2 separate regions of the Homo sapiens genome follow, and region 1 is linked to region 2. A link is a loop called in an ENCODE intact Hi-C map of the cell type or tissue named here. Cell type or tissue: GM12878. All regions are shown on one strand. Each heading gives the region's core, and the rest is flanking DNA. Links, peaks and the distances in the headings are about the cores only. Region 1 holds the start of LINC01967 (long intergenic non-protein coding RNA 1967). Region 2 overlaps LOC105377008 (a long non-coding RNA gene).

What was found. A loop is a pair of places that touch in the nucleus more often than their neighbours do. Peaks named below come from ENCODE experiments on the same cell type or tissue, not always from the same donor. Only the 100,000 strongest peaks of a DNase experiment are listed, where the experiment ranks them.
Region 1: it touches region 2 in a loop (3-fold over the local background); 2 of 110 quality-filtered maps call a loop at or near these places.

Annotation. Positions count from the first base shown.
Region 1 is chr3:28,027,961-28,045,018 of GRCh38, reverse strand. LINC01967 (long intergenic non-protein coding RNA 1967) reads left to right here and starts at 16,415. Exons shown (of 3, transcript XR_001740553.2): 1 at 16,415-16,510. In GM12878, for the core only: no CTCF peak of the experiment used is centred there; a DNase peak (open chromatin) is centred at 7,816.
Region 2 is chr3:28,109,821-28,126,878 of GRCh38, reverse strand. All of the region lies in intron 2 of LOC105377008 (a long non-coding RNA gene), which reads left to right. Among named protein-coding and RNA genes, the nearest start is that of LINC01967, 90 kb to the right of the region's middle. In GM12878, for the core only: no CTCF peak of the experiment used is centred there; no DNase peak of the experiment used is centred there.

The DNA of each region.
Region 1 (17,058 bases), core at 3,190-11,189, 82 kb after region 2:
ACAGATTCTGGTGAGGCTGCAGAGAAAAGGAGCTGCCTATGCACTGTCAGTGGAAATATAAATTAGTTCAGCCACTGCGGAAAACTGTTTGGAGATTTCTCAAAGAACTTAAAACTACTATTTGACCCAGCAACCCCATTACTGGATATGTATCAAAAAGAAAATAAATTGTTCTACCAAAAGACACATACTTATATGTTCATCACAGCACTACTAGTAATAGCAAAGACATGGAATCAACCTAGGTACTCATCAACGGTTTACTGTATAAGGAAGATGTGGTACATATACACAAATACCGCACAGCCATAAAAATGAATGGAACCATGTCCTTTGTAACAACATGGATACAGCTGGAGGTAATTATCCTAAGGAAATTAATGCAGGAACAGAAAAACAAATATTGCATGGTCTTGCTTTAAGTGGGATCTACATGCTAGGTACTTATGAACATAAAGATGGCAAAAATAGACATTGGGGACTTATAGGAAGGGGAAGGAGGGGAGGGACATAAGGGTTGAAAAACTAACTGTTGGGTATTATGCTCACTATCTGGGCGATGTGATCTTTAGAAGCCAACCCTCCGCATCATGCAATATACCCATGTAGCAAACCTGTACATGTACCTCATGAATCTAAAATAAAGGTTAAAGTCATTTAAAAATTTACTATGTATATATATAATTTTCGTGTCTATTTTTAAATAACAGAATATCACATAGTGTAAGGGTCTTACTTCCAACTCTTCTCTTCCTTTTTCTATGCTATTGTTGACATTTATTTTACTTTTATATATGCTATTTACCCCCAATATATTGCTGCTATTTTTTTTGTTTAGGCAGTCAACTTCTTTTAGAATGATGAATAATATGAAAATATATTTTTATATTTATTTCCATTTTAAATTACTTTCAGAACTCTTTATTTCTTCATGTAGATCTAGGTTTCTATCTAGTGTCATATTCCTTTTGCTTGAAGAATTTCTTTTAACATTTCATGTAAAGTCAGCCTATTGGTAATAACATCTTTCTAATTTTATTTGTCTGAAAGACCATTATTTTACCTTCATTCTTGAAAAGTATTTTCACTGGCTACAGGATACTAGGATAGCCACTTTCATTTTTAGTATTTTAAAGATGTCACTTTCTTCTGACTTGCATAGTGTTTGTCAAGAAATCTGCTTATCTTTATTTTTCGGTAAGTAATATGTATTTCTTTCTTTTTTCGTCTGGCTGCCTTCAAGATTTCCTCTTTATCTTTGCATTAAGTCTGGATTTAATATGTCTAGGTATGTCTGTTTTTGTGTGTGGGGCGGGGAGTGTATGTGTATTTGGGGAGGGCATATTGATCCAGCTTAAGGTTCTCTAAATTTCTTAAATCTGTGGTTGACATATTTTATTATTTTTGGAGAATTCTTCATTATCTTTTCAAATATTTTTCCCTGCAGTCTCTCTCTTCTTCTGAGTTATTAATTATATATTAGAATGTTTGATATTGTTCCATAACTCTTGAGTGCACTGTTCTTTCTTCTTCTCTCACTTTTTTTATCCTCTGTGTTCTCAGCTTTAGTAATTTTTATTGATCTCTTTCCATGTTCACTGATTATTTCCTTGGCTATATCATGCCTGCAAATGAGCCCTTCAAAAGCATTGTTCTTTTCTGTTATCATGATTTTATTTCTAGTAGTCCCACTTGACTCTGCCTTATAATTTCTATTTCTCTGCTGAAATTCCCCATCTATTCACAAATGGCCTCCACTTTTTCCACTGGAAACTGGGTCAGGAAGGGGATGGAAAGCCTCCATGAAAAGACATGACTCTAGTAGAACTGGCAGATCATATAATTTATGGTTATGGATCTGAATTTGAATTTACCTATCAGAAAAGAGAAGTCATTCTGTCACTTTTAGATTTGTTTAAAGAAGCTTTTAAAATCTAGATTGACTGCAGTTTGAATCTGATTCCCAGCCATGCCTCTCAATTGACTCAACTGGTAGTAGGCACTTAGCATGTCTTAACATTTTCAAACAATTTTACCCACAGCAGCCCAGCTTTTCTTTGTCTTTGTCTGTAAGTATAGCCTAGGCCATCTGGTCTTTTTCTCCCAGGTGTGAGAAACTAGATGTTATCTTGCCTACTGTCTTCCTTTACTAATGTTGCTAGTGAAATAATGACTCTGCCTGAATAGAAGTAAAGTACTAATGAGACAATAACAAAGACCAACGCTACCATTTATCAAGTACTTGCCACATACTAGTGGCAGAAAAGATAAAGAATCAGAGGCACCAGGAATTGAATTATCATACACAAGTTTGCAGATGTAAGAGGCTGATGTAGAATTCCAGCCCAGTGTCTTAACTATTCCTCAAGTATATTGGTATCTGCCCAATACCATTTAAAAAAACTGCTCTATAGAGCGATGACTCTCAAATGGAATATCTTAGGTTAATAAAAATTTTCTGTGGAGGAGCTGACTTTTGAAGATGATACTAAGGGTCTTAAAGAAGAAAGTTTCATTTCCTCTGAGAAGCCCTGTCATTCCTAGATTGTAGAAATCTCTTTCTCCCCAGTGTTGAAAGCCTGCTCAGATGTCACCCTTAGAAACAACAGCAACTGTGACAGTAAAAGGCAGACAATGGAAGGTATAACCAAAATCCTGAGTCCCTACCTCCCACTTCAGGGTTGACGAGCTACACTGAGACCTGTGGCCTAGGCTTGGGACCCAGCTGCTAAAAGCACTTTCTTTGGTTTCTCCTAAGTGGGCTCTGTAAGAAACCCAGTGATTGTGAATGCTTTAGACAGGCACAGCTGTGGGGGAGCAGGGGAGCATCTTCTTGTATTTCTATAAAGAAAACAAGTTGACCATATATTTGGATCTATCCAAGGATGCTGAAATTGCTGCTTTTTAAATGTTTAAAATTTTTGAGGGAGGATAAAAGCATTCAGATAGTGGTAGCCAGATTTTGTCCAATTTCATAGACATTTAATCTTTCCTGTCCTTCTTGTGGGAGCATGTAAATACAATTTTTATTATTATAAAAAATGATAATGTCACACATGGTGCAGTTTTTTATATTCTATAAAGCATTTTACATATACTATTTCATTTTATCTGAAGAGAACACTAAGGCAGATGGAGAAATTGAAGCATGTTCTAGCAAAGAGGCTTGCCCTAGAGAACAAAGTAAGGAAGCATCAGAGCTGAGTCTGGGTCTCTACCCTCTATGATGACATGACTTGTTAACTCAACTTGTCTTCTGGATACCTTTGTCCAGACTCCTAGTCTTTATCCTGGAGATAAGTCAGTGGGATCATTCCATTCTTGTTCCCTTTCCATGTAGCCCCCCATAACTCGGAGAATCCCAGCCAATTAATAGTTTCATTAGCAATGCCTGTTTCTACACATCCTTATTAACCCTGGCTATCGACAATAGTTTAAAAAATTTACTTATCTTATTACAGGTGGAAAATGGTAGCTCAAGGTCATTTTAGTTAATCTTCTTATCCTTGCTAGAAATTGAGTACCTTCTCATAGAGGTACAGACGATTTATATTTCTTCTTTCATGAATTGCCTCTTTATCCTCTGCCTGATATATGTTTATAAATCTTCATATTTTTAATATTTTCAAACCAATTTAAAAGTATTTCTCTTATAAACTACATATGTACTTTTTTCCTTTTACATCTGAACATCTTTGTTTTTGATGGAAGTTCAAGCCATTGCCTTTTGTTGTGATTACATGTGTATTTGATTTTATTTCTGTCATCTTGTTTTATTTTCTATTTGATATGAAATTTTTTCTCATTCACTGGATTGACGGAGTTGTCTTTGTCCCCTTTTCAGTTTTGTGCTTGTGTTGTGCTGTGTCTTACAAAAGCATCTTGGAATCTCTACATCCTATTTCTAGGTAGCTCATGTTTAGCCATGTAATTTTCTTTCTTTCTTTTTTTTTTTTTTTTTTTTGAAACGGAGTCTCACTCTGTCACCCAAGCTGGAATGCAGTGGAGTGACCTTGGCTCACTGCTGCCCCTGCCTTCTGGGTTCAAGCAATTCTCCTGCCTCACCCTCTTAAGTAGCTGGGATTACAGATGTGTGTCACCATGCCTGGATAATTTTTGTATTTTTAGTAGAAACAGAGTTTCACCATGTTGGCCAGGCTGGTCCTGAACTCCTGAGCTCAAGTGATCTGCCTGCCTCGGCCTCCCAAAATGCTGAGATTACAGGTCTGAGCCACTGCACCTGACCAGCCATGTATTTTTAATGTATATAAACATATTTTCCTATTATCGAAGATAAATCAATATTTACAACCCACACCCTTCAAACAAGTGTTTGGTGTACTTTCATTCCTTCCTTTCCCTCTAGAATTATTTTAATTATTTTGAATTCCAGATTTTAATTTTTCTGTATTTATTATTTATGTCTTTCCAAATATTTTGGGATTATTGCTTGTATACTCATTTTTAGAAATTCAAGCATGGGGTGATTAATACACGCAGCTAATGTGGGTTTTCCTCAGCAGAAGTAAAGTATTATCTCTGCAGTAGGCTCTGCTCTCACTGGGAAGGTTCTCTCCAGTGAACAGAGAATGACAAAATCTAGGCTTTTCTAAGGATGAGGGCCAAGAGCATGGCACCTTCATTCATGGTTGCCAAACTTAGGAGGTAATGTGCTTCAACGCTTTGCACTTCAAGAAGGAGCTACCTTTCTATCTTATACCTGAATTTATAGTCATGCTTTACTTTTCTCTCCTGTCAAAATGCTCACTTTTTATCCCTGAAACAAAGTCTCTGATTTGTTTGGAGGCCATTATCATAGTTTTAACCTGGACAGAAAACCATGACCAACTGCTGAATATGGGCAGACAGATAAATGAGTGTAGAGATCAACAGCCATGCTTATTCAACTGCTCTTTAATAAATTATCTCAGAGATCACCACTTGACTCAGCCCTTGCTGAGTTTCCATGGAGAAGAATTGCATTGCACCCTACTCATGGTGCAATTTGGGCTTGTCAGTTCATGCTTTGATTTTTTTTTCAAATCAGTCAGTCGTTTCTCCTTGTGTTTTCCAGAGATTGCCAAAATTTCTGATTCAGAAATGGCACCTTTCCTCATTTACAACCTTTAATTAGAGTTACTGACATTTCACACATGTGGAACCTGAGGCTTAGAGAAGGCAACCTTGAGAAGCAGGAGATATTATCCAGGGATAACATGTCTTATCATGTTACAGCATTGATAAGGTGGAGAAGTTGAGAACCATTCTTGGGAGCCAGCTCTACCTTTCCCATCATTGTGCAAATAAATCACAGTTTAAAGCACCAAATAATACTGTCTTCTCAGTTTCTTTCTTTAAGAAGCTGCTATTTACCTGGTCTGTTCCAGCTATGAGATGTGCCATGATCCATTAAGAACACATTGTCTTTGGGCAACTGGGGAAACGTAGTAGCCAGAGCATATAGAAATATATGAGGAAATCCTCCTTACCCCATCACCTTTTTGTTAATTTATTTAACCAAAACGTGTTGATTGCCTACTACTTACCATACACTGTTAATATTTAGTTCACTGTGGTAAATAACATAGGCAAATTCTCTTTTCTCACGCAGCCTGTAGTCACCACTGTGACCTCACATTGATGATTAGCTCTTGGCTTCTACTTTTGCCTCTTTACCTCAATTCTACTAAGTAAAAAACTTTTACTGATCAGTACAGTAAAGAAATTGCATTAATCTAACTTGGAAACTATCTCTAGTAGTGTATTATGAAATCAAAATAGGATTTTATTAACATTTAAGTATGGCCAACTGAGTCACACCTTTTTTAAAATGACTTTGTCTTAGGTCTTTTTTGGAAAAACACTAGAGAGAAGAATGTGAGTCCAAAATTTGTATTGATTCAGTGAAAACTTCTGAACAATCTTTTTCATATTGAACAGTCTATGGCCATCTTAATGAAATGGGGGCATATAAGATACTCAGTAAACGTGAGAAACTAAGTGGGATTCAAAGAAGGACCAAACCTTGAGACAACATGTGGCTTTGAGGATATTCAGCTCACATATTTAGGCCTTGTTCTCCTTGCCCCGCCCCCCACCACCCCCACCCCGACCCCAAGGAAGATGGCATTAAATGATGTCTAAGGTCTTCTAGCAGTAATCTGTAATAGAAATATAATACAGCAAACTGTTTTCAACTTTTATATTTTCACCACATAGGACTTTCCTTGAGGTTAGTAGAAGTTCTAAGGAGGAAGCACAAAAGAGAGACATGGCGATTGAACCTACAAAGCAATAGTCTGTTAAATTCACAAGATTACTGTTGGGTATTATGTCTTAAATTCCCCAATAAGGTATTAGAATGAGCTACTTTCTGAGGAAGGGCTCATGTTTTAATAACTAGACAGGAGCCTTCCCTTGTTGCCTGTGAAGTCTCAATGACAATAGAAATCACTTTGGGGAGAAAAATCAAAGCAAGAGGATGAAGTTTCTTTTTATAAGATGGTGTATGGCAGGGTGTGGTGGCTCACGCCTGTAATACCAGCACTTTGGGAGGCTGAGATGGGCAAATCACCTGAGGTCAGGAGTTTGAGACCATCCTGGGGAACATGGCAAAACCCCGTCTTTACTAAAAATACAAAAATTAGCCAGGCATGGTGGCAGGCACCTGTAATCCCAGCTACTTAGGAGGCTGAGGCAGGAGAATTGTTTGAACCTGGGAGGCGGAGGTTGCAGTGAGTGGAGATCTCACCATTGCAATCCAGCCTGGGCAACAAGAGTGAGACTCCATCTCAAAAAAAAAAAATAAAGAAAAGAAAAGAAAAAACAAAGAAAAGGAAAGAAAGAAAGAAAGAAAGAAAGAAAGAAAGAAAGAAAGAAAGAAGAGATGGTGTGAGATGGAGATACAGTTTTTGGGTTTTGGATTTTTTTTAATCCTTCCATGTCCCTTCACAGAAAAGAGCTGGAAAAAGCAAGCTTTGGGATCTGAAAATGGTAGGATTTACTTTTTGCTGCAATTCACACCTTTCCCAAAGAAATTCCTTAGAAACCCCAGTAATTGGTAAATGATGTTTTCTTGAATTGGTCTCCCAAATTGCCACTAGGAGAGAGTGAGATATTGCTATACATCTTACCAGCAGCCTACTGTTGATACTCTATTTAAAAGGGTCCCTTTAGACTATAAACGAAAAGTGTGTCCGTGAAGAGTTGCTCCAAGGCTCTTCTTGGAGAAGAATATCTTTCTTCTTCTATTTCTTTTTGCCCTTGTGTCACCTCCTGCACCTCCCTTCCAGAAACCCACTCATATACATATTGGACACACACACACACACACACACACACACACACACACACACTCTCTCTCTCTCTCTCTCTCACAAAAGTATTTAAATGGAGCCTGAAGAATATATTTGTTAAGAGCATAAGCTCAGGAGTCAGGTTGCCTGTATTCTCCATTTAACAGCTGTATGATCCTAAGCAAGTCATGTAACCTCTCTGTGCCTCAGTTTCCTCTACACCATAGGGTTGTTATAAGGATTAAATGGGCTCATCCTTGTGCAGCATTTAGCACAAGACTTATCACATTGTAAGTGCTCAATAAATGTTAGGAATTATGCTCATGATGAACTTACATTGTGCTTTCATTCTTACAGTATCCTGGGGAATGGATACCTTTGCAGGGACAGATTTTCAAATAAGATGCCCTCAAAGATGAGCCCAAACTGAGCTAGGTTTCCATGTGTGGGTGTGAGGTAGGTAAAGGGCTGTGTGGCTTGCCATTAGTTCTCACATGGGTTCAAGTCCTGATAGCAACTTGGGAACTGGGTGGTAATAACCTCTGTGTGCCCTTTCAAAGGAACAAAATTAAATGTCACTTGCCAGGTGCTGAAACTTACTCTGAGGACAGCAAGTTAAGGGAACTCCCTGTGTTAAACAAAGCTAAGTAAATGATCTGCTGTGATCAAAACCACTTTGGCAAAGCCCTACAGTGCTCCTTCTATAGATATATGTGCATATGTTCCTGTATGTGTTTCCCTTGGCATCACTTTGGGATGGAGGGAGAGAGGGTGGGTGGGTGGGGACTTTGGATGTGATACCGACAAATACAAGCAGTGGGAAACTTGAAAATTTCTGTCCACACGAACTCCCACTGTTTCCTTTTTTTTTTTTTTTTGCTCAATTGTGATAGGCTCTGGTTTCCTTTAAGTTTAGTTTTGAGTTTCAACCTTAAGTTAACTTTGGTTGCAATATCAGTATGATGCCCTTATACAAGAGCTGTGGTCACATGCATAGGGCTGCAAGGGACACCCGCCTGGTTGGGAATGATCTGCCCTCCATTTCCCAAACTTGGTGTCCGTCAGGTGAACCTAAGTCATAGTCCTTTAAACCTCTCTCTTCCAGTTAAAAAATTATCTACAAGGACAGCAAGTGAGAAATTCTTAGACGCCATACATCTTGCTTTTGTGGTTAATAGAGTTCAAATTTTCCATGCTGCTGAGAAGGGAGAGAAATTGTCATGTGCGTGACAAAACCCGTTTGTCTTGTATGGTTTTGGGAATAACAGGAACAAAAATATTTTTCCTCTCTTTCCATTTAATGTAATAAATGGTTCAAGATAACATGCATATAACTTACCACACAAACTTCCTGTATGCAAACATACAGGCTCTTAAAATGAACAAATTTTATAACAAAGAAAAAAATCCAGAAAACCAGAAAAATCCACCACCACACATACTACACAAAGCTTTGTGTAAATGCCAAAGAAGCTACCAAAAACTAGTAGTTGGAAGCTATAGTGAATTTAACAAAACTTTCTGTACTATTTTACGTTCCAACCTTTCATTAATAGAAGATCTTTTTCATTTTTATGAGGTCTGATGCCTGAAGTGGAGAAAGGAGACAGAGATGTCAGTGAACTCCCTATGATAATGCTTGGTGAAGTGATTGCATGGAAATGTGTGGATTTTTTTTTTTTTGCTTATATTTTGAGCTTCTACCAGCCAGCATTCATTCATTCATTTATTTACTTACTCATTCACTCACTCATGCATTCAGACTTCTGGTTCATAGTGTCAGCTAAAAGTTAAAGTCACAGCCATTGGCCAGAAAAAAAGAGAGCTGTGATACTGGCTAAGAGATCAACTGTGACTCCCAATGAGAGAAATTCCTCTAGAGATCTCTAAACACTGTCCTCTGGGAAACATAGGATGTAGAGAATAGCTGTGCACTCAGGGACATCAATTTATAGGCAGGAAGCTTTGCTTATGAGACTTAGAAGTTTCTGCAAGTTATAGATTGATGGTCAGGACTTTGGCTGCTGCTGGGAGAGGAGAAAGGCAATGAGATTCCAGAAGCTGACTGGGAAATCAACTGTTTATGCCTTTTAAATCTACTGGAAAATCCAAATGTCCCTTTCAAGGGACTTACTTCAAGACATCCCTTACAAGGCACCTTCTCCCATAGCCCTGCATTATGAAAGTATGTAAGTCCCATTTGCAGGAAATCTTACACCCAGAAACACACTCTCATTGATCTCTATCTTTGAAATATAGGTTCACACACAACATGTGCCTCAAAGACATAAAAGACCTGGCAACCCCCATGGCCAAGGTTAAGGTCACTATCTTCTAAAAGAAGTTAGTTTAGAGATTAGTCACACATCATGCAGGATAACCTTTGCCATTCCCTGCCCACCTTCTTTATGGTTAATTTCACAACAATCCCTTTCCTTTTCAAAAGTTTTGAGAAAAAAAAATCCTCTGCCTAATTTACATGTATGATTATATTAGCCTTTGCAAGAGTTCTAAAATGTGTCTGAAGCTTATAGCTGGACATTTGCTTTATTAAATGATCAGCTGGAATACCTAAGATCCTTGCTTACTCCTGATTACATTTCTAAATGCAAGGACAGGAATATGGGACCTTCAACTTTTAAGTGGTCCATATTACCTTTTAGGTTCCGGAAATGAGATGGCCCTGGATCTGCATATCTCCTCTAAGGGTGTTAACAATTGAACTGGAGAATTATAAGCCTTAAAGTGTTGACCTTTTTTTTCTAAAATGTGTGAACAAATTTCATGGAGTTGAACTGGATAACAAATGGCAAATATTGGACTATATGTTGAGTCATGCACACATGAGAACTGACAATTGTTAGCCATGTCTGTGGGGTATCATCATTGCAATTTGGAAATCACTTATTCAATGTGAGGGCAAAAAATAAAATAATTAAAAACTAATTTGTCAATGCATGTCTTTTAAAATACTCATTTCTATCTTTTATAAAACTATATTATTAAGCTATTCATAATCACTATATAATTTTATAACACTATATTATGAAGCAATTTATAATCACTATGTAATTCAGATTGGCCAGAAATATAAAATGAAGAAAATGCAGGTTTCTCACCTTCTTAGTATCTTCCCTTTCTTTCTTAGTATCCCTTTGGGTACTTTTACTCTTTTTAAACAGAAAACTCCATTTGGACTGGTGTTTTTCTAAATTAGTCAACAAACAAGAAATAATAAATGTTCACCAGAAACCATATGTACTAATCAGCTCTAACATTGCTGTAAAGAAATACCTGAGACCAGGTAATTTATAAAGAAAAGAGGTTTAATTTGCTCATGGTTGTGCAGGCTGTATAGGAAGCATGATGCTGGCCATCTGCTTAGCTTCTAGGGAGGCCTCAGGAAACTTACAATCATGGCGGAAGGCAAAGGAGAAGCAGGCTCATCTCACATGGCCAGAGCAGGATAAAGGGCCAGGGGAAGTGCTACACACTTTTATACAATCAGATCTCGTGAGAACTTTGTCATGAGAATGGTACCAAGGGGGTGGTGCTAAATCATTCATGAAGGATCTACCCCCGTTATCGAATCACTTCCCACCGAACCCCACCTCCAACGCTGGAGATTACAATTTGACATGAGATTTGGGAGGGGACAAAGATACAAGCCGTATCATTCTGTTTCTGGCCTCTTCAAATCTCATGTCCTTCTCACATTGCAAAATACAATCACCCCTTCTCAATAGTATTCCAAAGTTTTAACTCATTCCAGCATTAACTCAAAAGTCCAAAGACTCATCTGAGACAAGGCAAGTATCTTCCTCCTATGGACCTGTAAAATCAAAAACAACAGTAACATTACTCTCAAGATACAATGCAGATGCAGGCGTTGGGTAAACGTTGCCATTCCAAAAGGGAGAAATTGGCCAGAAGAAAGGGACTAAAGGCCCCAGGCAAGTCTGAAACATAGCAGGGCAGTTGTTAAATCTTAAAGCTCCAAAATAATCTCCTTTGACTCCATGTCTCACATCCAGGCCACACTGACCCAAGGAGTGGGCTCCCAAAGCCTTGGTTAGCTCTGCTCCTATGGCTTACCAGGGCCCGGCCCTCACAGCTGCTCTCACAGTTGTGTGCTGCTCTCAGTGTTGAGTGCCTGCAGCTTTTCAGGTGCAGGATGCAAGCTGTCAGTGGATCTACCATTCTGGGGTCTGGAGGATGGTGGCACTCTTCCATAGCTCCACTAGGCAGTGCCTCAGTGGGGACTCTGTGTGGGGGCTCCAACTCCACACTTCCCTTCTGCACTGTCCCAGTAGATGTTCTCTGTGAGGGTCCTACTCCTGCAACAGGCCTCTGCTTGGACATCTAGGCTTTTCTATACATCCTCTGAAATCTAGGCAGAAGCTGCCAAACCTCAACACTTGCATTCTGTGCACCTGCAGGCTTAATGCCACATGGAAACCACCAAGGCTTACAGTTTGCACACTTGAGCTGTACTTGGGCCCCTCTGAGCCACAGCTGGAGCTGAAGCAGCTGGGATGCAGACAGCAGTGTCCTGAGACTGCGTAGGGCAGCAGGAGATGGGAGGCCTTGGCCATGACCCAGGAAATCATTCTGTCTTCCTAGGCCTTTGGGCCTGTGATGGGCCGGGCTGCCACAAAGTTCTTTGAAATGCCTTCAAGGCCTTTTCCCCATTGTCTTGGCTATCAGCTCTTGCCTTCCTTTCAGTTATGCAAATTTCTGCAGGTGGCTTGAATTGCTCCCCTGAAAATGGACTTTTCTTTGCTGCCACATGGCCAGGCTGCAATTTTTTCAAACTTTTATGCTCCTTCCCTTTTAAATATAAGTTCCAGTTTTACCTCATTTCTTTGCTCATGCATATGAGCTCTTAGAAGCAGCCAGGTTAAATCTTGAACACTTTGCTGCTTAGAAATTTCTTCCCCCAGATACCCTAAATCATCACTCTAAATTTCAAAGTTCCACAGATCCTTAGGGCAGGAGCACAATGCCATCCTGTTCTTTGCTAACACATAACAAAAGTAACCTTTGCTCCAGTTCCCAATAAATTCCTCAACTCTGTCTGAGACCTCATCAGCCTCGTCATCTCTGTCCATATCACTATCAGCATTTAGGTCACAACAATTTAACAAGTCTCTAGGAAATTCCAAGCATTCCCTCATCTTCCTTTCTTTTCCTGAGTCCTCCACACTCTTCCAACTTCTGCCCATTATTCAATTCCAAAATTCCTTCCACATTTTCAGATATCTTTATGGCAATGTCCCACTCCTTTTACCAATTTTTTGTATTATTCAGTTTTCACATTGCTATAAAGAAATACCTGAGACTGGGTAATTTATAAAGAAAAAAGGTTTAATTGGCTCACGGTTCTACAGGCTATATAAGAAGCATGATGCTGGCATCCACTCAGCTTCTGGGGAGGCCTCAGGAAACTTACAATCATGACAGAAGACAAAGGGGAAACAGGCTTGTCTTCCATGGCCAAAGCAGGAGGAAGTTGTGGGGAGGTGCCACACACTTTTAAACAACCAGATCTCATGAGAACTCTATCATGAGAACCACACCAAAGGGATGGTGCTAAACCATTCATGAAGGATCCATCCCTGTGATCCAATTACCTCTCACCAGGCCCTACCTGCAACATTGGAGATTATGATTTGACATGAGATTTGGGTGGGGACACAGATGCAAACCATATCACCATATAGACACGAAGCATACCACATCCTTCTAAACCTATGATTAGATCTTCCTACCCTGCCAGATGGGATGTGCCCTACACTGTGAAAGTATCTAAGTCCCATTTGATGGCAATTTTACTTTCTCTGTGTTCCCTAGCACTTAGTACATATCTTAGAACATTGATTTATACTAGATTGTATTTATACATAATTTTCTGATACATACCATTATATCTCAATTTTCACATTGTCTTCTCTCACATCCTGGTTCCCCATTTGGTGCATGTGTGTTTCCATTGGCTTGTGTATTTCAAACTTCATCAAAGAATACTACCATCTCAATTCCAAATTTTTAAAAATTAGGTTTTCATTGATATTATTGTCCAGTTAATTTATTTACTAAGGTTGCCATAACAAAATACCACAGAATGGATGGCTTAAACAGAAATGTATTTTCTGACAGTTCTGGAGGCTAGAAGTCCAAGATCAAGGTGTCAGCAGGGTTGGTTTCTCCAGAGGCCTCTGGAGAGGCTTGCAAATGGCTGCCTTCTTGCTCTCTCCACATGGCCTTTCCTCTGAGAGTTTGCACTCCTGGTGTCTCTCTCTTCTTAAAAGGACACCAATCCTATTGGATTTGGACTCTGCCCTTATGATCTTATTTAACCCTAAGTTCCTCCTTAAAAGCCCTATCTCCAATTACAATCACATTAGGGTTTAGAGCTTTCATATATGAATTTGGGGCATAATTTATTCCACAATACCTGGTGTGGCAGGCAGCATATTTAAATGTCCCCTAAATTTCCTTCCCCCTGATGAACATGCTTCCTCACTTTAAAGATGATGGATTTTTTTTTTTTTTTGACAGAGTCTCCCTCTGTCGCCCAGGCTGGAGTGCAGTGGTGCGATCACAGCTCACTGCAAGCTCTGCCTCCTGGGTTCACGCCATTCTCCTGCCTCAGTCTCCCGTGTACTGGGACTACAGGTGCCCACCACCATGCCTGGCTAATTTTTTTGTATTTTTGGTAGAGACAGGGTTTCACCATGTTACCCAGGATGGTCCCAATCTCCTGACCTTTTGATCCACCCACCTCGGCCTCCCAGAATGTTGGGATTACAGGCGTGAGCCACTGTGCCTGGGCTAAAGGTGATGGATTTTATACTCCTGTGACTCAGTTACACTATATGACAGACTATACCTCCAGATAGTGAGATTATCCAGGTGGGCCAAGCCTAACTCTCAAACTCTTTAAAAGCAGAGAGTTTTCTCTGGCCAGTAGCAGAAGGAAAAATCAAAGAGACTTTATTTGATAGAAATATGATGTAAAGGAGGTTCTCTGTTGCTGAAAAGAGGGGTGCCACAAGTGCTAGAGTGGCCTGTAAGAGCTGACACCTACCCCTGCAGAGCTGTCAAGACAATATCTACCTCAGTCCTACAGTTGCAAAGAAATAAATTCTACCTACAACCTGAATGAATCTGGAAGTGGATTCTTCCCCAGAGACTCTAGAAGAGAACTCAGTCCAGTTGACACCTTGATTTCAGCTTTGTGATGCCTTGAGCAGAGAATCCAATCATGTCATGCAGGACTTTTGATCAACAGAACGGTGAAATAATAAGTGGATGTTATTTTAAACTGCTAACCACATGGAAATCTGTTACATAGAAATAGAATACTGATACACCTAGGTATTAACAGGTTGTCTGGGCCAACCATAGAGCCATGGAAACAAGTCATTGGAGCTAACTCTTCCTCTTCTAGTAATATAAAACAAAAGAAAATCCACATATCCTCTCCTTGCTCCATTAGGGAGAAAATAAAATTTTATTCTCCTCTCAGACTTCAAAGACTTGTTTCAGAGGGATCCCTGACTGAAATTTTGATCCACAGTATGTTTAAGAAAATACTGTAATTTATAAGTTTCTGTGAGTTTTGTGTGTGTGTGTGTAATACTGAAGTTGGAGGCTTTTGGATTTAGCAAACGCCATTCTGAGGTTTTTCAAATGCAGAAATAGATCAAAAGCTGTTTGGGTGGGGACTATGCAGACAGAGATCAAAGCATAATAAAGGAGGAAGATTTGGGAATGCAAGGGTTGGGAAGATCAGGACTGACAGCTGCAGATTGAGGGCAAGGAGAGGTAAGTTACATGGCAGGTTCTCAGGAGAAAAGACAGACCATGTGAAAGTCCTAGCAGGGAAATGTCTTTGGAGAAAAATTAAATTAAAGGACAATTGAATGAATATATATTAATTTGTTCTCTTGACTGAACTCTGCAGTTCTCTCCCTCTTTGACCCCAAAACTTCAGTCAAAGGCTATGAGACCTTTATGTGAGAGGGGAATGAAGGGCAAGTCTAATAAAGAGGACTGTAATGTTTCCTAACTCAACACTCTACTGATATCAACATAGTGGCAGCAGCATCTCACAGAGACAGGACAAAATCTCAGAGCTGCAGTCAGTGAAACTAGCAGAGGCTCAGGTCCAAGCCAAGGCCTGCAGACAGAACCTCATGATAAGAGAGAAGCAGCCTGCAATGGCTGTGATGGAGATTGCCTAAACAGAAATACAAATCCCTAGGACAAGGTTTCTGAGCCTTGGCACTATTAACATCTGGGGCCCAATAATTCTTGGTTGTGAGGTGCCATCCTGAACATCATAGGATGTTTAGCAGCAACCCAGGTCTCTACCTCTAGCACCACTCTTCTCCCCAGTTGTAACAATCAAACAGGTTTTACACTTTTACAAATATCCTCTATGGGCAAAATCACCTGGGTTAAGAACCACTGTCCTGAACCAGTCCTTTCAGAGATACTGGGAGAAGCTCTGGACATCTGCAAAACATGGAATGTTGACTTAAAGCCATAGGACTGAAGAACTCCAGGGTGAAGACAACTGAGTTACAGTAATATAAGCAGAAATGTAGCGTCAGAAAGAATTGGGGAGCTAGGGGTGGTTGTGCCTTTATGTTTAGGTGTTTATGTTTAAAGGGAGCACTCACTGGTCTCTAAAACACTTTTTTTCCTCCAGGAAATAAAGTTCTGAGGTTCTGTCACCATTAGCAGGATATGCCGTTTGCCCAATTCCAATATACTTTTCCTTTTAAAAAAAACCCTGAGTATTTAATTGAAATAACCAAAATGAAGACCCAAAATGAGTTTCTTCAATTTTGGTTTCCAACAGAGAAAGACTGTGATTTGGTTCAAGCCACTTGTGAGCTGTCCGCCTGCCACGGGTGCTGCATTTATAGCACCCTTGATTAGATGTGACATTTTCTCACTCTGAGTATTTTGCCCGTATTTGAAGAGATCCACACAGGGGACCTTATTAAAATCTGCAGAAGCCTGTGAATACGTGAGGATGCACTTATGTGAGGGGGAGGGAGAGAATGGATTTTTATCTTCTGGGAATCTGGTGGTTTTATTTTATAGGAGCTTACAAAGGAATGAGCAAGAGGAAAGAAGATTCTGGTCTCACTTAAAATGGACTGCGGTACCTCCTCTGCTTGAAATTCAAAGAAGCCAAGGTAAGCAGAGTTGAAATTGTTTTCATGGCTCACTAAAGTGAGATCTGCTTCTGTTAAACTCTAGATTCTTCTGCTAATTACAGTGAAGAGATGTGGATGGCACAGAGCAACAGATCACAATGACACCATGTTTGCTAGGATGCACACATTCAAATCTGTTCCTGCTCACAAAAGATGTGACTTCCACTCCTCCCAGTCCTATTTGTTCCTGATTTGGTTTTCCATTAAGCAAGTTGGGCCCCAGGAAGATAGAATGGAGATAAGGTTCCAATACAAAGCTATTAAAGAATTTGAAGTAGGGCTAGGCGCAGTGGCTCACGCCTGTAATCCCAGCACTTTGGTAGGCTGAGGTGGGCGGATCACCTGATGCCAAGTGTTTCAGACCAGCCTGGCCAACATGGTGAAACCCCGTCTCTACTAAAAATACAAAAAAATAGCCAGGCACAAAGGTGCTTGCCTGTAGTCTCAGCTACTTGGGAGGCTGAGATGGGAGAATCACTTGAAATCCAGAGGTGGAGGTTTCAGTGAGCCAAGACCATGCCATTGCA
Region 2 (17,058 bases), core at 3,185-11,184:
GTGAAGACCTACATCCACACAAAACCCTTCATATGGATGTTTATAGCAGCTTTATTCATAATCATCAAAATTTGGAAGCAATCAAGGTGTCCTTCAGGAAATATAAATAAATAAATAAATAAATAAATAAATAGGCCAGATGCAGTGGCTCACGCCTGTAATCCCAGCACTTTGAGAGGCTGAGGTGGGCGAATCACCTGAGGTCAGGGGTTCGAGCCTGGCCAACATGGTGAAACCCTGTCTCTACTAAAAGTACAAAAATTAGCTGGGCATGGTGGCGGGCACTTGTGATCCCAGCTACTCGGGAGGCTGAGGCAGGAGAATCACTTGAACCTGGGAGGCGGAAATTGCAATGAGCCAAGATCATGCCACTGCACTCCAGCCTGAGTGACAGAGCAAGACTCTGTCTCAATAAATAAATAAATAAATAAATAAGCTAATGAACCACATAAAGACATGGAGGAAATTTAAGTGGATAATGCTAAGTGAAAGAAGCCAATCTGAAAAGGCTATCTATTGTATTATATCAAATATATGACGTTCTGGAAAAGGCAAAACAATGGAGATAGTAAAAAAGCCAGTGGTTGGGCCGGGCGCGGTGGCTCACGCCTGTAATCCCAGCACTTTGGGAGGCCGAGGCGGGTGGATCATGAGGTCAGGAGATCGAGACCATCCTGGCTAACAAGGTGAAACCCCGTCTCTACTAAATATACAAAAAATTAGCCGGGCGCGGTGGCGGGCGCCTGTAGTCCCAGCTACTCGGGAGGCTGAGGCAGGAGAATGGCGTGAACCCGGGAAGCGGAGCTTGCAGTGAGCCGAGATTGCGCCACTGCAGTCCGCAGTCTGGCCTGGGCGACAGAGCGAGACTCCGTCTCAAAAAAAAAAAAAAAAAAAAAAAAAAAGCCAGTGGTTGCCAGAAGCTGGGATGGGAGGAGTGAGGGATGAATAGGTGGAACACAGGGAAATTTTAGGGCAGTAAGACTATTCTGTATGATACTGTAATGGTGGATGCATGTCATTGTATATTTGCCAAAATCCAAAGAATGTGCAACAATAAGAATGAACTTAATGTAAACTGTAGACTTTAGTTAATGTATCGATATTAGCTCATCAATTGTCACAAATGTCCCATACTAATGCAAGATGTTAACAATAGAGGAAACTGTCTGTGGAGGGGTGAGAGGACATACAGAAACTCTGTATTTTCTGCTCATTGTTTCTGTAAACCTAAACCTGCTCCAAAAAACAAACATTTTCAATTATTTTAACAATATAATCTAAGAGATGCATTGTAATCACTATAAAAATAAGGTTTTACATCATTTCTCAGAACAGTGTGGCTTTTGGAACTGCCCTTCTCAAATATTTGCATTTCATAAATCTTTCTCTACATGTGTGTCATTTTCCCCAAACAAAAAGTCAAACAGCTTCAAAAATAAATTCTAGTCTCTACCTCACAAAAGGTAGAAGAGCTTTATAACTTTTAAGTGACAGTTTTTCCAGAATCAACTCATTGATGTTTCCAACATTCTTAAGATCCAGTCTCAGTTGCCACCATCTTGCCACACGCATAATATGGTTAAATAAGTCTAAGAACAAGCCTCCCCGCTTAGCACCTCTGTATATTAGCTGAAATTCAAAGGAAATTCATTTCAGATAACAGCCATTGTACATTTAATCTCAAGGTAAGTTATTTGTGCACTTTCTAAGTCATCTTCAGACCCCCAGGGAATTTGTTCCTTTAGAAAAGAAGAACAGTCTCCACTAGTGAATACTGAAATAGACATCTGAGAATTGCCATCATTTCCTGTTTTTCTGTGAGGGTTTTTTGGCAGGTCAAACTTGCTCATTATCACTTCTATTAAAAAATTACGAAAATTGAAATCAATCACCAAGAAAGTGAGTTTATTTACATCTTAGGCAAGATTCTGGGCTCGTATGGGGATATGGTTTCAGCAAAGGTTTACAGAAAAGACTGTACAATTTGTTAAGCTCAATAACTATTTAGTTTGGTCACTCTTTCACACTGAGTGTGCCACGATTAGGAATCTTGAGTAACTTTCTAGCAAGTACTGTAAAGTGTCCATGATGTTAACCTCCTTAAAACCTCATAAGTTAGCCTGCCACAATTTCATGGATGCTGGTAGAAAACATGAGACTCTCTGGGTCAGAGACAGAGGACTTTATTAGGCACGGCACAGCAGGCAGCATGAGTATCTGCATATTTGGCCTGTTCTCTTTGTCCTTAAGTCCCACAAGGGCAATACGGGCCTAGACGGATGCAGTAGGTTGTGTTACAGGAGAGCAGCCCTGAGCTTAGGGAATGTGAATTTATTTTTGCTGGCCAATAAACATATCAGCCCTTCACTTTGGAGGAAGATATTGGCTTCCGAAGCTATAAGCAAACCTACCCTTTGCCCTGGAGGGAGATATGATCTCCATCTTCCAAGGATTTTCATTATACAAAAATCTTTGAAATGATATTCTGGGAAAAGGTTGGAGAGTGCATGGCTCACAAGACATGCAGAAATAAGTTGTGTTCAACACTTTCCCTGAAGTTTCTGACATGCACTGCACTCCATATAATAAGGTGATTCTACTGATCTGACAGACCTGCTTACATTTTAATATGTATTTTGGATGTTCCTCCCTATCAGAGGCAGTGATTTGTCCAGAAACATCCGGTGTCACCCAGTGCCCCTTATAACTGAAGTCTGATAAGTGGTGTGGTCTGTGACCAGAGAGATTAATCCAAGCTAATGACCATATGTGGGCACTGGACCAATAAACTTAGACTCAATCAGTTGCACTAGAAACCATTTAATAGACTAAACTAGATCCTGGGAAAAATTGTAAATTCCTTTATTGGAATTCCTATCAATCATGAATCCCACTGATACAACTTTTGTTATCAAACCATCCTCTCTAGCCCTCTTCTTCTGCCATAGTTTATGTCCTCTTCTTGTTCTATAGGACTATTGTAATTGTCTCCTCTCTTTTCTTGTTGGCTCCTTTTTTCCCAGTCTTGCCTAACTCTAATTCACCATTTACACAGCTGCCAGAATAAATTTCTAAAATGCAAATCTAAACATGTCACTTCTGTTCTAAAAAATCTACAATACATTTTATCCTACAGACTGTAGGATAAACTTCAAACCTTTTAGTATAGGACATGTATCTTTCCATAATTTGACTCTTGATTAAAACTTTAAGCACAACACTTCATCCCACTCCTCTAGCACTTTCATTTGTAAAATGGAGAGATAATAATAGCATCTATCTCCTCAATTGCTATGAGTTACATGGATTAACATGTGCAAATTGATTAGGACAAAGCCTCATAATAATTGCCTAAGAAGTGTCATGAGAAGAGTAATTCTTTAGCCACATTGAACTGCTATCAATTTCCCCAATAGGCCAGATCAACCATTACCTGCTCTATGAAGGCGTTTTGAATACTTCATAGTCTTGGACTCTCGACTTTTCTCATCACAGTGCCTATAATATTGGCTTTCCCCCAGCCAAATGCTTCCAATTCACTCTCCCTCCTAAAGGGTAAAATCTAGGGGAAAGGGTTGATATTTTTTAAATGTTTGGATTCCCAAGGGTATCCCATTGTTTGGCACATAAAAGATGGTAAGTATTTATTGAACAGTGCTGTATGCTATTTCTGCTTGAAATGGAAATGTGACCAGCAGATCTTTCCATGCTCTTTTCAAGTCTTTTGGTTTTGCAGGTACAGCTATTAATTACAGGTCTTCTGGCTGTCTTTGTTTTCCTTTTTCTCTTTAAGGCCCACATAGTACCTTTGCTCAGAAACCCAGTAGTTTCTGAATATCACATCTTAGCCCCCTTCCCATCCCTGGGGCTACAAGTGTTATTACAAATGAAGAACATAGGAGTCAGATGCATGCCCTTTCTGGTTTTGAAATTTATCAGGCAGACTTCTGGGTACTTATTTTCTAGTTAGTCTAGAAACTTAATGTAGAAATATCTCACCTTATAAGATCCATTTACTTAGGATTTATGTGAAAGGAAGGTGCTATTTCTTTGCTGCTGTATTTTGTCTCACTATCTCTTCTTGTTAGTTTTCATTTCTGTATGTAATTTTCCATGTAGATGATACAAAATAAAACGAGAAACATATTCAAGGAATATTCTATGTACTTAGTTATTATCTTTAAGAATATATGATTCTGATCACTTTGCTAAGGTGGTATCTACCATCTTTCTCCGTTGCAAAACTACTATTTCTTTTTTTAAGATTAGTAAGTATTTATAAGGAGATACTTTGAGATTGTGTAAATATTCTGTTTCTCATCAAATTTTTACACACTAACTTAGCATCCACTGATAATTCTTGTCTGGGTCAAATATTACCATGAAGTTTGCAACAGTGGTGGTTTTCAAGCTTACTTCATATGCCTCTTATGTGATGCACGAAGAAGGAAATTGCATATATAGTGCTCCTGCCAAAAAAAACTTGAGTCTAATCATGAGAAAACATCAGACAAGCCAAAAGTTGAGAGTGTACTATGAAAGAAATTGTCTGTAATCTTAAAAATGTCAATATCATGAAAGAAGAGGGAAGGCTGGGAAACCGTTACAGATTACAGGCGCCCTAAAAAATAGGACAACTAAACGCAGTGTGTGGTTTTAGACTGGATATTGAACCAGAAAAGTTTCCTATAAAGACATATTGGGACAGTTAGTGAAACTGAGATATTTACTATAGATTAGATATTATCTAATAGCTAATATCTATATTATCTAATATCTATATTGTATCAATGTTAAATTTTTTAAATACAATAACTACATCGTGCTTAAGTGAAAATAATACTGTTAAGAAATAAATAATGATGATTAAGGGGTAATAGGGAATGATATTGGCAATTTATTCTCAAATGGTTCAGAAAAATCAGTATGCATATATACAGTTAAAGCAAGAATGATCAGGCAAGTGTGGCAAAATGTTAACAATGGGTAAATCTAGGTAAAATCTCTTTGTACTATTCTTATAATTTATGTTTGAAATAGTTTCAAAAAAAGTTAAAACAGTTGCTTTGTGTGAAAACAAATGTATGATTTTATAATCTTGGACACAATACTATTTTGGTTGTGAAAAATATTTAAGAATTTTATATAGAAGTATGTTCTTTTGATTTCTATTTCTTAACTGCAAGGAACTTCTCTCTCTGTTTCTCCAATTTCAGAGAAACTCCTATTTATAAAACCAAAATAGGTGAGGATTTACAAAAAGTAAGGAAAACTAGAAAAAATGACATAATCAGACCTTTGGAACCTCGGAGCATCAATAATTGCAATTTATGACTCAGGGGTATCTTTAAAAATCTAGCCATTCTCTCAGCAGCTTGTGGTCATTGACCTTTTGCCTGAAGACAACGCTATTCTCAGGACTTGCTTTTTCCTGTTTCTGATTCGCTCTGCTGTGTCTGTTTCTCTTTGTGTGTTTAGTATTCAAAATTCCTCAAAGGAAGATATAATTGAGTTACTTAATAACCACCTAATACTGAGCACTACAGCTGGGCAGAGTTCCCACACCATTCCATATCATAAGCAGCTGGACTCTCTTAGTTTGAACTCAGGACCCCAATTTGATGTGCATCAGAGTCAACCAAACTTCAGACTTAGCAGCCTCAACAACAGAGTTGGTAGTCTATGTTACATTATGAATTCATGGTCGTGTGAGCTATGGGCAGTGTATTATGTCCATAGGACACAAAGGAGAGAAACCTATGAGGAAGGAACCATCTGTGACCACTTTCTTCAAAGGGGACATTGCCTTCTCCCTCCCTGGGCCTATGTAAGGAAATGAGGATTTGCTAGAGCCTGTCTGATTAAATCTGTATATTCTCCATAGGAAAACAAAATAATTTTACTTTCTTTATCTAAGCCACTGGGTAGGTATCAAGAAAGTATGGTCACTAAAAAAACAGAATGAAATCCTGTTATTTGTGGCAACATGGATGAGCATGGAAGACATTATGTTAAGTAAAATAAGCCAGGCATGGGTAAGATAAATACTACATCTTACTCCTATGTGGAAGCTGAATAAGTTGATCACACACAAATAGAGAATATAATAGTAATTACTAGAGATAGGGAAGGATACAGCGAGGGAGATAGGGAGAGACTGGTTAATGGATAGAACATTATAGCTAGGTAGGAGGAATAAGTTCTAATTTTTCTACAGCACAGTAGGGTAACTATCATTAGCAGTTATTATTTAGTTTATATTTTCAAATAGCTAGAAGAGAGGATTTTTAATGTTCCCAACTCCAAAAAGTGATCATTGTTTGAGGTAATGTACTAATTACCCTGATTTTGATCATTACACATTGTATACAGGTATTGAAATATCACACTGTATCCCATAAATGTGTATAATTATTATGTGCCAATTAAAGATAATGCAAAATTAATCTTAGCAAAAGAAAGGAAGGAAGTTAAGTCCCTTGTGCCACAAAGCACATGAAGTTCAAAGTCACAGAGACTGGCTCCAATTCCTACACCCATGACTTATTGGCTACATGGCTTTGGAAAATGAACCTGTATAAATCTTGGTTTCTTTGTCGGTACGGTGAAGATGAGAATAATAGCTCTTTGGAAGATTAACTGATCCTATGAGAGGGTTGTTGTGGAGATTAAATAAAATGTGTATAAAGCATTTAGCATAGTGTTTGGCTCTTAATAAGAAGCCAGTAAAAGAAAATAGATGTTATTACTGTAAAATCTGCTTTGGAGTCACTGGCCATCTGTAGCTAAGGGCAGTATATGAAGCTTTTTTCAGTAAATTAATTTGTGGGTGTTGGGAGTTACCCTGTATTTTTAGCTTCTTTGCTTTCTAATTTTTTAAATCATTTTTTATTTTGAAATAGTTTAAGACTCACAGGAATTTGCACAAATAATTTCCATACACCCTTCACCCAGCTTCACCCAAAGATGCCATATAACTATATTATGTCGTGTAAACCAGGAAATTGATATTTGAATAAACTGTTAACTAAAATATAGACCTTATTTGGATTTCACTGTCTGGATTTTTCTCCTTTCTTCCAATTTATTCTCATCCTAATCTATTTCTTTCTCTTCTTCCAGATGCATTTATAGTTTACAGGTAACATATTCCAAATTTAGGATGAACAAAATGAAGCATTCTATCTCACTGAACAATACGATCAGATATTTATTAGGGCTTCGTTCTAGTGTAGTCATCATACTCCTAGTAAGATGGTTAAGAACTTTTCTTTAAAATATTGATCTTTCTTGACATACAAGAAAGATGCATTCTTAAGGGAAGTCCAATCCTTCTAAAGACACATAAGGCAAAGGGAATTTTGGCTTTGAAAATAATCAAAGAACATTATATTACATCACAGCAATTGTCACTACAGCTGGTTAATATATTATCAGCACGTGAATATAATGATCCTCTAAAATTTGTCAACTCTGGCCCCAAAGAATAGAAGACACCAACGTCCAATAGGCAGGACACTAAGAGCCACAAATTGGCTTCCCAACCCCTGTAGATTGATGGGAATAACCCCTTCCCAGGCCTAACACTTTTCTCTGCATCCTGAAATGTGGTGATACCAAACGCAGGTTCAGTGAAGGAAGGCCTTTAGTTTGGACAGTTGTGTAAGAAAAGAAAATATGCAATTCATTCTCATTCATGCCTTGTGTGCCCTGTTTTTCCAAAAGATTTGTAAAATTTTTGACAGTTCATATATTTATATTTGGAATCACAATTTAGGTCTGAAATAGATTTTTTGAAACTTCTTTCACAGATACTTCAATTGTGGTTTTGTGTTTTGTTTTATACTTTTTATTTTGAAACAAATACCGACTCACAGGAAACTGCAAAAATAATACAGAGATCCCTGGGTACTCATTACCCAGCTTCTCCCAATAGCAGTATCATGCATAACTATAGTACAATATCAAAATCAGGAAACTGACATTGGTAAAATACAATACAAAACTGAGTAGTATTCAGACTTTGCCAATTCTTACATGAACTCATTTCCCTGCGTGTGCATGCATGTGTGTGGTTCTATGTAATTTTATCCTGTGTATTGATTCATGCAGCCACAATCAAGACACAGAGCTCTTTTATCATTACAAGGAAACTCCCTGTGCTACTTCTCACTCAGCAGTTCTATCCCCTGGTGTCTTATTCACTGCTCCCACTATCTTAGACTCATCTAAATATGTTTTTCCCCCCAGAAAAATTCAAGCTGTAAATATGGTTTAAAGTCCCACTTGATGGAATTAGGATAGTCTTTGACATACATGTCTTAACCAGACAAATGGTTTCTATCTGGAAAAATGTTTAACTCAAAAATTAGATTTTGCATTGCTTTTAATTAATCATGCAATGAGGTGAAGAAGATTTTTAACTTTTAAATAGTAGATCTTAGTAATTTTCTCTAAAGGAATGAACTGTCTTTGGAAAAATACATGAAGAAGTGACTGTGCAGAAGGTGAGCCCTTAGAGAGTCTCGGTGTGAGTTGGTGCTGGAACTTCTAAGGAAGGGAGGAACTCAGCTGTAAAACAAGGGCAGGAGTATGTTGTTTTGCATCTCAAAGGGAAAGGGAAGTGAGTGGCCACAGGACATTTTTAAGAGTGTGGATGCTTAGAATTCCCTTTAAGTTTATTTACCTTAGTGTAGTTTGAGCTCCTCTTTCATCTTAGCCCAGAACTTTTCAAGAAAGTCTGTTAAACTTATTTTCATTTGTTTTTGTATTCATTCATTTACTTGACAAATATTAATTGAACAAATTTTATGTTCTCAGCATATTCTAGCCTTTGAGGTTACAGCAGTGACTATGTCCAGGTCTGTGATCTCATGGAGCTTATATTCTAGTTGGGAAGAGAGGGTAAACAGATAAATAAATATACAGCATGTTAGCTACTATCAAATATTATAAAGAGAAATAAAGCAGGGTATTGAGGTAGAGAGTGGGAGGGTGCATGTGTGTTACTTTAGATAGGGGGGTCAGAGGAGGTGGCATTTCAGTGGTAATCCAGATGCAGTGAGGGCGCAACCTGAGCAGATATCTGGGAGGATCCCATCCCAGGCTGAGGGAACAGCAAGTGAAAGGCCCCTGAAGTTGAAGTCATTTGGCACCTTTAAGAAACAGAAAACAGGACAGTGTGCCTTGAGAGCAGTGCAAACAGGCAGTTTTAGGAAATGATGCACATCATCGTTGTGGAAAGTAAGGCAGGACTGAGTTCCATATAGTGAAATTAGTAGAAGAGAAAAAACTTCTAGAATTCAGGGGTCTGAAACTTGCGCTAGCTCTGAGAATACAAGCCATCATTTCCCTCTCTCAACTCAGAAACTTTATATAGTACTTTGAACTTCTGGAACATAGGAATTGCTAGCGGTTGAGGACATTAGAGGCAAGGAGGTGCTAACTGACATACAGGTTTATTTGACACAACTCTTTAGAAATACTTGAACCTTTGTCAAAACTTTTATTTTAGATCATCATCATAGCTTTCCAACAAGCCATCGTGTTACTACAGTGTTCCAGTCATTCTTTAATAAGGCTCATTAAAATTTAATAATAAAATCTCTAGGATGTAAATTACATGAGCATGACATCTTTGTCTCCTACTCCACAATTTCTCTGACCTCTACAAAAGTTCCGGGCACATAATAGGAGCTCAGTAAGTACTTGCAAAAGGAATGAAAGTAATAAACCACTTATTCAGTTTTGAAATCCAAACAGTGCACATATCCATCCTTAAAAAAATAAATTTGTTTGTTTACTTAAAACTTTAATGTCATGAATAATTTTGTATTGGTGACTTTTCTCTAATCAGAAGGTAAATAGTACACAGCCCATTACTTCATTTTGGCTTCCTAAGTAGAGTATATTTATTAAAAAATACAATTTGATTATGGAGCATCTGTAATAGCCTCTAAGATTTTTCAAGTAATCAAAGCTTAATTCATATAGCCAATATTCTCATCCAGATTTTGTGACATATTACCAAGTATCAGTTTGAGTAGTGTCAATCTAAACTGAAAATATGCCAGGTTTATTAACACCAGCATTAATAGACTTTTAATTAAGTTGCTGATTCTGTCAGTAATACAGTTTACTGTTGTTCCTGAAAAGAGTTGTATAAGCATTTCTTTTTAGATAATGTTTATTCCGTAATTTTTATTTCTTACAAGTGGAGAGTGGGGCAAAGTTTGAACAAATGTGCAAGAAGCCAAGCAAAATTACATGACATGTTGTTTGCTCTAAAAAAAGAGGTTCTCAGCATCATGCAATATACCCATGTAACAAACCTGCTCATGTACCCCCAAATCTAAAATAGAAGTTGAAATTATAATTAAAAAATAATAAATATATTTTAATTTGTTCCTCAAAATATAAAGTCTTGCTTATCAGGAATTTTAAATGTACTATTTAACGAGTTAAAAATTACTTTTTAAAATGTATAGATTGATCCCTCTGGAATCCTGGTTCTTGGATAGGTGGTTGACAGCATCTTCAAGAGTGTTTATAATGTATCTTTCAGTGTGCTGGAAGTGAAAATTACATTTCTCATGCTGTTTTATGCTCATAAGGATTTCTACCTTTATTCTCCCATGCTGTAATAAATGCTATGTCTTTGTACCAAACATACAATACAAAAAGGCACTTGCATCCATAAAAACTGCATAAGATGTGATATTCCAGACTCATTATATAATTTAGATATTCAGTCAAAAAGCAGAGACTTTATTTTCTGAACCAGAAGGCATAGTCCTTAAAAGATTATTACTATTTAAATGTTAGAACCATGCAGTCTAAATGAGAATATTTACCCAAAATATGTTGCCATTCACATTCATTAATTTGTCTGTCAATATTTTGCTCTGTATCCAACCCAAACAAGTTGGGTTTTAGAAATGTTATCTTTCTGTACAGAATAATTTGATTCAGATCTTCAAGTCTAAAGTTAGATTTGTCCTAGCTCATGAAACCTCAGCAACTGTTTTTATATTTCTTTCATTGATTATTATTTCATATATCAACTTAGTTCTTTGTATCTGACCTTTGTTTGGAGGTATGGATTCCTTTAAAGCAGTGGTTCCTCACCGTTTTTGGCACCAGGAACTGGTTTCTTGGAAGACAATTTTTCCACAGACGGGAAGGTAGGATTGGAAGGATGGTTTTGGGGATGAAACTGCTCCACCTCAGATCATCAGGCATTAGATTCTCATAAGGTGCACTCAATCTAGATCCTCCACATGTGCAGTTCACAATAGGGTATGTACTCCTATGAGAATCTAATGCCACTGCTGATCTGACAGGAGGCAGAGCTCAGGTGGTAATGCTTACTCACCCCTGCTCACTTCCTGCTGTGCAGCCTGGTTCCTAACAGGCCAGGGACTAGTATCAGTCTGCAGCCCTGGGGTTGGGGACCCCTGCTTTAAGTGGAAAACACATGCAGCTTTTTAAGGGAATACTCACTCTTCTTATGAGATATACATCCACTTTACTTTCTATGTCATCACCATTGTAGCTTCTGCCAAGGAGTAATTTAGCCCTGGTGATAGATTGATTGCAAAAATGTTTCCAAATTCTCTACCCCTCTCTCTGTCCTTGCTGTTTGCCACGTGACTTTGCACCTCCTCTCAAGAAGTAGATTCTATTTCCCCACTCCTTGACTCTTTGAAGCTGGGCTGACCTTGTGACTTGCTTTAGTCAACAGAACACTGCAAACACTGAGCCTGAGCCTTGTGTACTTTCGCTCTGTCTCTTGGACCTTTCACCACGTGAATGAGCCTAGCCCAGCCTGCTAAAGGATGGAGACCACACGGAACAGAGCTGAGTCCCCCCATTGAGGACATCCTAGACCTGTCAATCTGTCAGCTAACTGCTGATGCATGAGCCAGCTCATTTGAGACCAGCTGATCCCAGAGCAAATCATCAAAACCACCAGCCAACCCATACATTTGTGAACAAAATGTACGTTTATGGTTGTATGCCACTGAGGTTTGGTAGTTTCTTGTTACACAGTATTATTGCGGCAATAAACAACAAATATAGCCCTTAATGTTGTTTTCGTGCAATTGGCTGCAAAGATTCTTAGAGGGCAATGCTAATCAAGCAACTGATATTGAGTTCCTATGTACTTAACATCATATCTCTCCCATAGAAGGGGCTCCAGAAATATTTACTGAATTTACAAATAAGTAAACTTATTCACTGAATACACTATACTTGATGTTATGTGAGAGACATTTCTTTAGAAGGTTGCATTTCCATAAATATTAAAAATTAGAAATAATTCTCCCTAGAGATTCCATAGGAAGGCCTTGTGGCCAACTTTCCTGGGGAGCCAAAATGGAAACTACTGACATCACCCCCACATCCTTGGAGCTCTCAGGCAGGGCTGGTGTTGGTGGCCTCAGACTTGTGGCTGCTCTTTTGCCTATGGTTTCCATGGGTATGCCAGACGCATGGCCTGTACCTTCCCAGCTGTATGGCCACCTACCTTACGTTGTCTTGCCTTGCCTATGCATGCCTTTGTCCACTTCATTCCAGGGGATGCTCTTGGTTTCTGCTGACTGCATTCTCTGCCCCACTGCACGTTTAATTTGGACCTAGCCCTTTAAACTTCAGCTCAGTTGGGATCACTGGCAACGTTCCCACACTTTCTGGGGTCTGCTAAAGGCAATTCCCCTTCTCAATTGCCTTCTAGGCTTTTACATTCATTGTGTCGATTTATTTTCAAAGCAAGCCTCCAAAGGAGATACTGTTATCTTAACTGAAAACACAGGTTCAGAGAGGTTTGTCACTTGTCCCAGGGTACAGTGTTAGTAAATGGAGGATTAGGAACTAGTCTGAAGTCATGGCCTGTGCCCTAAATCCTGTGCACTGAACTACACACTGCTGTCCCCTTATTTGCTACCAACTTACAATGTGAGTGTGAGCAATTTATTTAACTACCCCGGGTGTTGGTTTCACCATTTTTAATATGAAGGCATTAGTTTAGGATGGTCTATAATGGCCCATACAATTTCCAGTATATATTTTTTGACTTACTTAGAAATGTGTTTTTTCATTTACTAAACATGTTGGCTTTTTAGATTAAAAAAAAATCATCTCTTTTGCATTGTGGTTAGAGAACATAATCTGCATGACACCTGGTATCAAAACATTTTGAGATTTGTTTTGTAGACTAGCAAGTGATGAATTTTCATAAACTTTCTGTCTAGGATGTGTACTGTTTAATCATTGGTTTTGGGATTCTATATATGCTTATAAGATCAGGACAGTCATTATGATGTTCAAGTTTTCTATAGGCTTATTGATCTATTTGTTTGTTAACTGTGACAGTGAGTATGGTAAAATCATGCCACGATTGTGGATTTGTAAATTTGTATTTTTACTTCTTTTAGTTTTTGCTTCATATATATATATATATATATATATATATATATATGAAGAGAGAGAGAGACAGAGAGAGACAGAGTTTCGCTGTCGCCCAGGCTGGAGTGCAGTGGTGTGATCTCGGCTCACTGCAACCTCCACCTCCTGGGTTCAAGTGATTATCCTGCCTCAGCCTCCCAAGTAGCTGGGACTACAGGCATGCACCACCACGCCCGGCTAATGTTTTGTATTTTTAGTAGAGATGGGGTTTCACTGTGTTAGCTAGGATGGTCTCGATCTCCTGACCCTGTGATCTGCCCGCCGCGGCCTCCCAAAGTGCTGAGATTACTGGCATGAGCCACTATGCCTGGCCTGCTTCATATATTTTAGGGTGTGTTATTATGTCCATAAAAGTTTAGACTTTAAGAAATATTCCCATGAATTGTATGTTTTATTATTAGAAAATGTCTGTCTTTATCTCTAGTAATGGTTTTAGCCTTAGAGAGTGTTTTGTCCGATATTACCATAGGTAAACAGACGCTTAAACAAGCATGTCTCACGAGAGGCAATAAAAATGCATCCTTATTTTTTTCTTCTAGTCTTTGAAATATATTCACTGGGGAGAAATTTTCCCTGACTCTGGGAAAAATTCTGGACTCAGGTTTTTCCATAGGTAATAGAAAGTTCAATGGTGACTTTAGATAGCAAAACATCTTAAATTAATAATTACATTATCTAGTATGATTAAAATGAAACCCTATGTTGTAGACACAGAGATGTGCAGCTCACATCTCTGTCAAAACAGCATTTTCTTCCCAGCTGTAGGGATTGCCAGGACTGATGATAAGAAAGGCTGTTACAGAACTTGACTCCCAAATAGCAATGGGTATAATGGAACACAAAAAACAGAGGTCAGTGGTGATGCTCGACCCCCAGAAGCCAGGGGCACAATTATTATTATGACTGGCAAAGTTGAAGTGCTAGCCATGACAGCTTGACTTGCAGAGAGTTTTGAGACAGCTAATGTAATGTGAGTACTAAGGACAAAAGAGGTATCCAACAAAGGTATTACTCAGCTTGTACCAGCAGGAGAAATCAAGAGCTGTTGACCAGGAAAATGAGAGCAGACCCCCACTGAAAAGTCACAATCCCCATTCCAGTTTCAAACTCAGAATCCATTGACCAAAGAGGTGAACTGGTCCAAAGCAGGGAAGATCCTATAATACCATAACAGGTATACATGATAATTACTCCCTCAGTCCTTAAAAGGTACTTATGGCCACTTACTTGGGCAGCTGTTCACTGAGGTAAGGATAATTTCCATACTTTTTGAAGATGTATGGACATAGGGTCTGAGTTGACGCTGATGGCCAAAGACATGAAGTGTCATCATGTTCCCCTGGATAGAGTAGGAACAAATGGCAGGCAGGTGATAAATGGAGTCCTGGCCACCATATTTCTTACAGGATCCACTGGGTCTATAGACCTCCTGGAAGTTGCTTCCCTTGCCCCTGAATTGTCATTGAGTTGGACATATTGTCAGATTCTGTGACCCCCATATTGGGATTTTGTGGTCTATGGAGTAAGAGCAATCATAGTGGAGAAAGCCAAGTAGAAGCCTTGAAATTTGCCCACCCAATGACCAAGATAGTTAATCAAAATCAATATTGCATCCTGGAAGCGGGAAGCCTACAGTACAGATTAGTAATAACTTTAAAGATTTAAGGGATGCAGGGGTAATCATTTCCAACATATCTTCATCTGACTGAGCATTCTGGTGCTGCAGAAACCAGATGAATTCTGAAGGGCAACTTGAAATCAGTGATTCTTAACTGGTGGTGATTTTGAACCCCAGGGGTCATTTGCAATATCAGGAGTCATTTTGGTTGTCACCACTGTGTATATGTGTAGTGATGCTACTGGCATTTAGTGGATTGAATCCAGGGTTGCTGCTAAGTATCCTATGATATAAAGAACAGCCACCTATGACAAAGAATTATATGGCCCAAAATGTCAGTAGTGCTGAGGTTGAGAAATCCTACTGAAAAGTACCATTAGCACAATGAAGTATTAGCTCTGATTGCAGCCATTATGCTGAATGTGATCTTTGCTACTGCAGATAAATAGGGCCTCCAAAACATGGTATGTAGTCATTTATTTGGCAAATAATATCTTGACTAGCTCAATAAAGAAAGGAAATCAGAAACAGCCACTGTCACTTGGAATAGTTAACAATATGCATTCATAATTTTACCTCCAGCTGGCAGCTCTTTTAGGGTTGGCCTCAGTTGCAGAGAGCTGACCTGGTTGAGGTCACATCCTTTCTGTGGCATCTTGCATCTTATGGCTGAGCAAGACAGTGGTGTACAGGCCCACACATTCTGGCCCAAGACAGAGAAATGCTGAGCCAGAGTACCCTGCCAGGTTGGCCAAGGATCTGTCAGGTCTGCTTCCCAGTTTGACATTTCCCTCTGCTTAAGCTTGCTTTCTCCCTGCTATAGCTTGAATGACACCAAAACTCACATTGAAATTTAATTGCCATTGTGAGAGTATTTAGAGGTAGGACTTTTAAGAGGTGATTACTTCCTGGGGGTGAAGCCCTAAGGAATTGATTAATGCCGTTATTATGGGAGTAGCTTAGTTATTATGGGAGTGGGCTCCTGATAAAAGGATAAGTTTGGCCCCATTTCACTTTCTGTCTTGAGTGCTCACTTACTTGCTTTTCTGCCATGTTTTGACACAGCAAGAAGTCCCTCACCAGTGCTGACCAGATGCTATGCTCTTGAACTTCCCAGCCCCCAGACTGTGCCTCAAATAAACTTTTTTTCTTTATAAATTACATAACTTGTGGTATTCTGTTACAGCAGCAAAAAATAGACCAAGATACTCCCCTTTCCTTTTACTTGGGTTGATTTCAGCTCTTATAAATATTCTATAATCTAAACTCTGTCTTAGCATCTGCTGTTCGAGAGAATCCAAACTGTAACACCTCATAATACTAACCAGTAACAAAAATTCAGATGTGACACAAATGATAAGGAGTATTCAAACCCACAGACTTCTCAATAGGTTACCTGTTCTGGCTCACCCTAGTCATATTATTAATATTCCCAAAATAAAAACCTTATATTTTACACCATTAAATACATAACTATGAGCTCTATTTATAGTTTCATGGGAGGTTTTTGTTGTGTTGTGTTGTGTCTTATTTTATAGTATTAATCAATACTTTAATCTTCCTTTTATTTGTCATCAAAAAAAAAATTTTTACCACTCTCTAAACCTTTCCACCAAGAGCTAAGACTAGTTGCACATAGGCCAACTGCCATTGGGGAAGAATCATCTATTTTTCCTTTCTTGCCTTTTCAACTGGCTAACTGGAGCTTCAACTCACTTCCAGAGTTGAAGCATGGGAAGGCCATTCCCAAAGCAAACATTCCACTTTGATCTCACCATTGGAGGGAGTTGAGTCACTTCCCAGATGCTCACTATGATATCAAATATTTACATATCTGGGCAATTCAGTTGAATTTTTTTTTTCTGAAACGGAGTTTCATTCTTGTTGCCCAGGCTGGAGTGCAATGGTACCATTTCAGTTCACTGCAACGTCTGCCTCCCAAGTTCAAGGGATTCTCCTGCCTTACCTCCTGA